2 separate regions of the Homo sapiens genome follow, and region 1 is linked to region 2. A link is a contact called in ENCODE Hi-C or POLR2A ChIA-PET data. All regions are on one chromosome and are shown on one strand. The core of a region is the stretch at or near the end of the contact, and the rest is flanking DNA. Distances in the headings are between cores, read along the strand shown. Region 1 has its middle 150 kb from the start of GACAT2. Region 2 overlaps GACAT2 (gastric cancer associated transcript 2).

Evidence for each region. Hi-C counts contacts between places; a loop is a spot of excess contacts on that map. ChIA-PET counts read pairs that join two places held with the same protein, here RNA polymerase II (POLR2A). Pooled maps may share reads with other maps.
Region 1: a loop to region 2 is called in a map of CD8-positive, alpha-beta T cell, with 2.6 times the contacts of the local background. The contact joins two enhancer-like sites. A Hi-C loop is called at or near these places in 2 of 168 maps with a recorded cell type or tissue (CD8-positive, alpha-beta T cell and Right ventricle myocardium inferior) and 2 of 50 pooled maps. POLR2A ChIA-PET finds 5 or more read pairs at or near these places in 1 of 52 experiments (PC-9).

The regions. Positions count from the first base shown.
Region 1 is chr18:8,859,670-8,863,801 of GRCh38, forward strand. No RefSeq gene overlaps it. Among named protein-coding and RNA genes, the nearest start is that of GACAT2, 150 kb to the left of the region's middle. Within about 2 kb of position 1,307, at least 2 of the 41 ENCODE cell types and tissues checked have a DNase peak (open chromatin) inside an H3K27ac peak, as active enhancers do.
Region 2 is chr18:8,694,658-8,698,383 of GRCh38, forward strand. GACAT2 (gastric cancer associated transcript 2) reads right to left here. Exons shown (of 2, transcript NR_120598.1): 2 at 1,199-1,464. Among named protein-coding and RNA genes, the nearest start is that of MTCL1, 9.0 kb to the right of the region's middle. Within about 2 kb of position 2,139, at least 2 of the 41 ENCODE cell types and tissues checked have a DNase peak (open chromatin) inside an H3K27ac peak, as active enhancers do.

The DNA of each region.
Region 1 (4,132 bases), core at 57-2,556, 160 kb after region 2:
GGTTGCTCTGGGTGAGTGAGTGGTGAGTGAATGTGAAGGCCTAGGACATTACTGTGTACTACTGTAGACTTTACAAACTCTGTACACTTCGGCTATGCTAAATTTATTTTTAAAATACAGTAAGTGTGATATGACTTTACAACAGCTACAATGTCACTAGGCTATAGAAATTTTTCAGCTCCATTATAATCTTATGGGACTGTATTTTAAATTCCTTCTGACTGGGCAAAGAATGAACTCCAGAGTTTAGGAGAGGGCTGTCAGAACTGAGGTTCTGCAGTATGCACTCTATGGGGCAGGGACCATATCCCTCTCGTGTTCCTGCTATAACCCCACAGTCACAGTACCTGGCAAATATAGGCATTTCCACAAATGTTTACCAGTGAATGAATAAATACATACAGAACTAGGAAACCAGACAGATCATTATAAATTCTCAAGCAGGAATGTGACTACGTGAGTGGGAAAATCATCTTTCTAGATCAATCTTATTTCTCTCAAACTGTACTTCTGAGATTCTCCAAAAGAATGCAACTTCTTTTGAATGGCTTATTCCTGGAGAGGTTTTTTGTTGTTGTTTTTGTTTGGGTTTTTTGTTCGTTTGTTTGTTGCTGACACTGGAGGTGTTCTTTGCACATTTTAATGTATGCCAAGAAGTCTGTAAGAGTTCTGAACAGTCTCAGAATCTTGACTTTTGGAAGATCTTTAGAGGTTGTTCAGGCTAGCAACAAATATAGGATAGTAAAAGAGTCTTGTAATCACTTTTCTCCCTCTTTGCTGGAGAAAGAGCAAAGATTCTAACCTGACAGCAATAGCACAAATGAGAACCACAAAAGCCTCTTCTTGAAAGATTCCTAATCTGTGGGAGAGAGTTGCTTTATGAGAGGCCAGGGGCCAGAGCAGGCATGCTCCAGGTTCTGAGTTTTCCAGAGAAGACAGGTCTGCCTGTGCCATCTCTAGATTTGGTTTTCTTAAGTGCTCTGAAGACAGTTCTATATGGTAGGCTGGGTAATGGAAAAGAATGCCTCCCCTAAAGATGCACTCAAAATAATTTTCTATTCTGGTTTCTTTAAAAAAGATGCTCCCAAACTACTCTTTCAACGAGATTAAAGCCTATTTGCTTCTTTGTACAAGAGGAATGGGATTCCTTATAGTAGGGCCTTTTGGGCTACTTAGATTCTTTTACAGAACTGGAATTCATCAGCAGGTTCTGGTGTTAATGTGGCTGAACTGCTTCAGAACACTCAGAGATTCTCACAAAATCCCGTTGATGCAGTGTTTTTGTTCACATTGTGCAAATGAGGAACTAAGACTCAAATAGATCAAATAACTCATGAAGTCATTCCGCTGGTATGAAGAAGAACAAGAGAAGGCAGAACTGATCTTCATGCCCAGGTGAGGTCTCTTGACTGTCAGCTTGGTCTTTTCACAACAGAACTTGAATGCCTGTTTTTCCCAGGTGCTAGCAATTAAAGCACTCCTGCTAATACTTGTCAGAATAGACTGGGAGTCTGAACTCAGCATTTTCGGTTGTTGCTATTTAGATTCATGACTTCTTTTGAAGCTGTCAGGCATTCCCTGAGACCTGATGCCAGATTTGTAGTTAAAGGAGAACCATGACCTATCTCCAGAACATTCCCTGTGAGTCTGAATGGAAGTTATAGATCCCTATGTCTTCACTAAGTTCTTAGTATATTCGGAATGGCCCATGCTTACATCCTTTCTGCCAGTCCTCCGTCACTCTCTGGAAGGTGATGTAAGATCATCAATGAAGCAGAAACACTGGGAAGCAGCTTGAAGGGAGTCAGCCTTTGAGTGGGAAGGGCCCATGATTTCCTTGCCTCTTGCTTCTTCATCATTGACAAGTCAAGGTGCTGGCTAAGTGGAGACTCAAAACAGGAGAATTCACAGACGGTTCAGACAGAAGTAGCTTGTTGTCTGACCAAGTCTGGCAAAGCATATGGAGACCTAATTAAAAATGGCAGCCAAGAAAGGATCAGCAGGGTCCATAACCTTTAAAAGAACTCAATAGTACCTGGCCACATCTTCAATATTTAATGCTGGGGGATGATAAATTATTCAGATGAAATAATCTTGGCTTCCACTCACCATAGCCCAAGAGCATTGATCCACATCATCACTAATGATGATGAGCATCACTAATCCACAGAGGCCTTCATGATGAGATGCCAACATGAAATGGAAGAGTGACAGCATTTCTGCTTTAGATTGTTTACCCCTTCCTCACCCTGAGATTTCACATGCTCTTCAGTGGGCCTCCAGGATTGAACTGTCCTTCCTGTTACGTCAAACAGCAACATGAGGATCAATTATCTACCTATATTCCCTGTTGGGCTCAGGATTTGGGGTAGTGAAGGATTGATTCAGATCCCTCTGCTGGTACAGAAGACAATCCATTATCTCACTTCCAGACCAGTGCTTTTAACATCTAGATCAGTGCTTTTAAAACTTAGATTTGCCTAAGAATTATCCATGTATCTTGTTAAAATGCAGATTGTGGTGCACTAGGTCTTCTTGGTTAGATACTCTGCCTTTCTAGCAAGCTCCCAGGTGATGCCAATGCTTCTGGTCTATGGATCAGTCTTTGGAAGGCAAGGCACTATATGGCTGTGAAAAGTAGGCCCACCCTCCATACTCTCTCCACCCAGGTCCAACCTGTACATTACAGCAATATCACACCTCTGCTCAAATCCACTCTCTTTTTTTTTTTTTTTTCAGATGGGGTCTCACCCTGTTGCCCAGTCTGGAGTGCAGTGGCGTGATCTGGGCTCACTGCAGCCTCTGCCTCCCGGGTTCAAGCGATTCTCGTGCGTCAGCCTCTGGAGTAGCTGGGATTACAGGTGTGTGCCACCACACCCGGCTAATTTTTGTATATTTTAGTAAAGACAGAGTTTCGCCATGTTGGCCAGGCTAAATCCACTCTTTTGCCTGACATTCAAGGTCCTGTACAAACTGATCCTACTTGCTTTGTAACCTTTTTTGTCATTGCTCTCTTCTCATGATCTGCATCTCAAGCAGATGAACTATTGCTGCTTCCCAGCCATACTGCCACGCTGCCTTTATTTTGCTCTTTCTTCTACCTGGAATGTTCTTGTCCACCTCTTTCAAGGCCCAGCTCAAGTGCTGCCTCCTCCATGAAGCCTAATGAGTCCCTTCAGCCAGAGGTCGTCTTCCTTCCTCTGACTACTGATGTCACTTTATACCTATTTCTCTTGGGGACGCTGTCACTATCTATCTTGAACTATGACTTGGGGACCATGTCTTTTATCTTGTTTCTACTATAATTCTTTGTAAACTTTCTGAGGGCAGGTTCTATTTTGATTTGCTTGTAACTTATAGACACTTATCACAATGCATTATACATAGCAAGAAGTAAGTGCGTGCGTGTGTGTGTGTGTGTATCAGTTAATTTTATTGGAGTACAATTTAAATCAATAAAATGCATAGATTTCAACTGTACTGTTCATTGAGTTTTGTACCCAAGTAACCACCACCCAATCAAGATAGAAAACTTTTCCATCACCCCAGAACACTCTCTATTTCCCATTCCAGCCAATCCCCTCCCGTTCTAGCCAATCCTTAGCTAGAAAATAACTGTTCAGATTTCTACCAGCATAAACTGGTTTTGTCTCTTCTTGAATTTTACATAAGTGGAATTATAGAAAACCTACTCCTTTATCTGACTTCTTTCACTCAACATAATGTCCACGCTGCCACACGTTGGAAATAGCTTCTTAAATAATTCACTGATGGGGGCGATGGAAGCCTTGGTTTAGTGCAATCAGACTGGCCTGGGGACTTTCCTGAATTCAAGGACATTTTGGACTTTCTGTGCTTGCTTCCTGCCTGATGTCCAATTGCTCACTAAATTACCGAAGCTCCTTGAAGTCCTGTCACTCTTTCTCTGCCAGCACTTCTGCCTCCTCCACAGTGCCCATGTGTCTTCCCACTACTGCCAGCAAAGGGCTCTCTCCCAGCTGCCTTCCCTACCAGCTCCCTAAGACTCTGTTGCTGAGCTTCAAGGTTCTAAGATCCCTCGGATTGGCTCTGTCTGTTGGAAAAGATGTGCTCTCCACTGTTGGTTTTTTGTTTGTTTGTTTTTGTTTTTGTT
Region 2 (3,726 bases), core at 889-3,388:
GGGTAGAGTGGGAGGCAACTGAGTTTGCTTTTTTGGCTCACCAACATCTGTTATATTAATTCCATCATATTAACCTTCCTAATTATGCTATTCTATTAAGATTAGTTAACATCCTTTGAGTATATTTTGTCTGAGAATGAACAGAGGTGATGATATGGTTTAGATGTTTCGTCCCCTCCAAATGTCACATTAAATGGTGACCTCCAGTGTTGGAAGTGGGCCTGGGGGGGGGTGTTTGGATCATGGGGGGGGATTCTTCATGCGTGGCTTAGCACCATTCCCTCAGTGATGAGTGAGTTCTCGCTCTGAGTTCACACGAGATCTGGTTATTTAGAAGTGTGTGGCACCTCCCCCAACTCTTGTTCCCACGCTCACCACGTGGCGCCTGCTCCCTGTCACCTTAAAGCGTTATTGGAAGCTCCCTGAGGCCCTCACCAGAAGCAGATGCCGGAGCCAGGCTGGCGTAGCCTGCAGAACCATAAGCCAATTAAACCTCTTATCTTTATAAATTACCCAGCCTCAGGTTATTTCTTTATGGTGACACAAAAATGGCTGAACACAGGCGACCTAAAGTTTGTTGTGAATAATGCCATACTGAGAATTATTAGGTTGGTGCAAAAGCAATTGTGGTTTTTGCCATTAAAAGTAATGTAAAAAGGGTGGGGCACAGTGGCTCACGCCTGTAATCCCAGCACTTTGGGAGGCTGAGGGGGGGTGGATCACCTGAGGTCAGGAGTTTGAGACCAGCCTGGCCAACGTGGAGAAACCCTGTCTCTACTAAAAATACAAAAAATTAGCCAGGCATGGTGGCGCGCACCTGTAATCCCAGCTACTCAGGAGGCTGAGGCAGGAGAATCACTTGAACCTAGGGGGCGGAGGATGCAATGGGCCAATATCATGACACTGCACTCCAGCCCGGGCGACAAGAGCGAAACTCCATTTCAAAAAAAAAGTAATGTAAAAAGTAATAAAAATAACACTTTTAAGTCAACCTTACTCAGATTCATAAAGCTGGGAATAATATTAAAGCTTATTTAAATTCCACTCCTTAATTTTATAGACAAGGCCTCTAAGGCCCAGGAAGACTGAGCCTATTTTGTGCAAGGTCACTAAACAAATCATTGTGTCCAGGCATAGAACCCACATTGTTCTATCTCTTCATTGGTAAAGTATGCCTGACAATAATTTTACACAGGAATAATATTTAAAATGTTTATTTCATAAGCACTGTTATTTGCTGCTATGGAACCTTCTGTAAATCCATGGTTCTATTTTTGCTTTCCATGTAAACATACCCTTATTTTGTATGTAAAGATGAGCTTAGAGTTGGGCTGGAAAGCCAGACTTCCTTCCAGACAGCAGGAGGAAATGGGAACAGGCATCCTCTATTTCAAATCTCTACTTCTGTTTCGACAGGTAATAATGTTGCCAGATGCCAGGGGTTCGGGCCAGGTCCAGTTGTCACTGTAGAGAAAGCCAATCACTGAGATGATGAGTATTGCTGGGGAAGAAAGGCTTTAATGCAGGTGACATCAGCTGGGACATGGGAGACCAGTCTCAAATCTATCTCCCTAACTATCTAAAGTTAGGGGTTTATATAGCAGGGGGTTAGAGAGAGGTAAAGAAGAGGAATTGGTCAACAGGCAGCAGGTGCATCTCATGACTGGATGCCATCATCTGAAAAGTTTCAGTTCCCTGATACTATCTGGGAGCCCTGATGGTTGGTTTCCCGAGAAAGAAACTCAGACAAAACAAATATAAGTTCCTCAGGCTTCAGTTCTATGGGAAAATCAAGCCAGGTTCAGCAACTCTGTAGGTAGAGAAATCAGCAATGGTGAATTATGATAAGAGCAAACATGGTGAGATGTAGAATGTTCTCAATTAACCCATTAATTTCTCTTAAATTTTTTGGAAACACATGCTGCTGACCAGGAAAGGTAGAGAACTTTGATTAGTTTTCCTTACATAACAACGTATTTTTCCTGTGCAACAAGCTTAGAATCCCAGGATAATTTTTGAAAGTTTAGCAGTTATGTTTTAAGAGAAAAAGAGTTCAAATGTTCAATTTCAAGGCAATATGCCAAAAGGTTGCAAACATGTAGCAAACATGCCAAAAGGTTGTATAAGGGAATTCTGCCTCCTCTGATGAAAGAAGATTCTTAGAACCACCTGGAGGCTGTTTTAAATTATACATACACCCATCACCGTGGGGCTGACCATTCCATAATAGATTCTATTTTATCCCAGTGGGGAAGGGTGCCATCCCAAAAGCCACCACAAGGGGGCACCCTCCGGGACATCGCGGCTCTCTCGGGGCAGGAGCTGTCTCTTTCTCAACCCTGCCAGCCCCAGAGCCCCACCTGCTTTTTTTTTTTTTTTTTTTACAAATGCCATTTAATTTCTTTTTTTTTTTTGCTAGAACAGTTTTGCTTTTATTAAACTATTTAATAAGACATATTTTAAAAGTAAATCAAATTTGGCTATAAATACTTTATATTTAAAAATTAAAATTCTTGAATTATACCCTGTATTTTGCCTTTTTTTCTCATGTAACTATTTTAATGAGGTATCATTCACGTACCATAAAATTTAACTTTTTAAAAGATACAATTCAGTGTGTCTTAGTATATTCACAAAGTTATACAACTATCATCATTATGTAATTCCAGAACACTTTTCTCACCCCAAAAAGAAACCCTGTACCCATTAGCAGCAGTCACTCCCATTCCTCCTTCCCTCAGCCCTTGGCAACTACTAATCTACTTTCTGTCTTTATGGAATTGCTAATTCTGGACATTTTATACAAATGTAATCATGTACTATGTGGCCTTTTGTGGCTGGTTTCTTTCATTTAGTATAGTTTTCAAGGTCCATCCATATTGGATCATGTATCAGTACTTCATTGCTTTTTGTGGCTGGATAATATTTCATTTATTAATATACCACGTTTTGCTTATCCATTCATCTACTGATGGGCATGTGTATTGGAATACTACTATGAACATCTATGTACAAGTTTTTCTGTGTATATATCTTTTTTTTTTTTTTTTTGAGACGGAGTCTCGCTCCGTCGCCCAGGGTGGAGTGCAGTGGCGCAATCCCGGCTCACTGCAAGCTCCGCCCGCCAGGTTCACGCCATTCTCCTGCCTCAGCCTCCCAAGTAGCTGGGACCACAGGCGCCCCCCACCACGCCCGGCTAATTTTTCGTACTCTTAGTAGAGACGGGGTTCCACCGTATCAGCCAGGACGGCCTCGATCTTCTGACCCCGCGATCCACCCGCCTCGGCCTCCCAAAGTGCTGGGACCACAGGCCTGAGCCACCGCGCCCGGCCTGTATATATCTTTTTAATTGTCTTGGGTATACACCTAAGAGTAGAATTGCTGTGTCATATGGTAAATCTCTGAGGAATAGCCAACTTTCCAAAGTGTCTGCACCATTTTACATTCCCATCCACAGTGTATGAGGGTTCTAATTTTTCCACATACTTGCCAACATTTGTTATTGTTCATCTTTTTTTATTTTAGCCATCCTAATGGGTGTGACTTCTATTTGCATTTCTCTAATGACCAATGAAGTTGAGTACATTTTCATATGCTCATTGGTGATTTATATATCTTCTTTGAAGAAATGTCTATTCAAATCCTTTGAACATTTTAAAATTGTGTTACTTGTCTTTTTATTGCTGAGTTGCAAGGGTTCTTTATATATTCTGGACACCAGTTTTG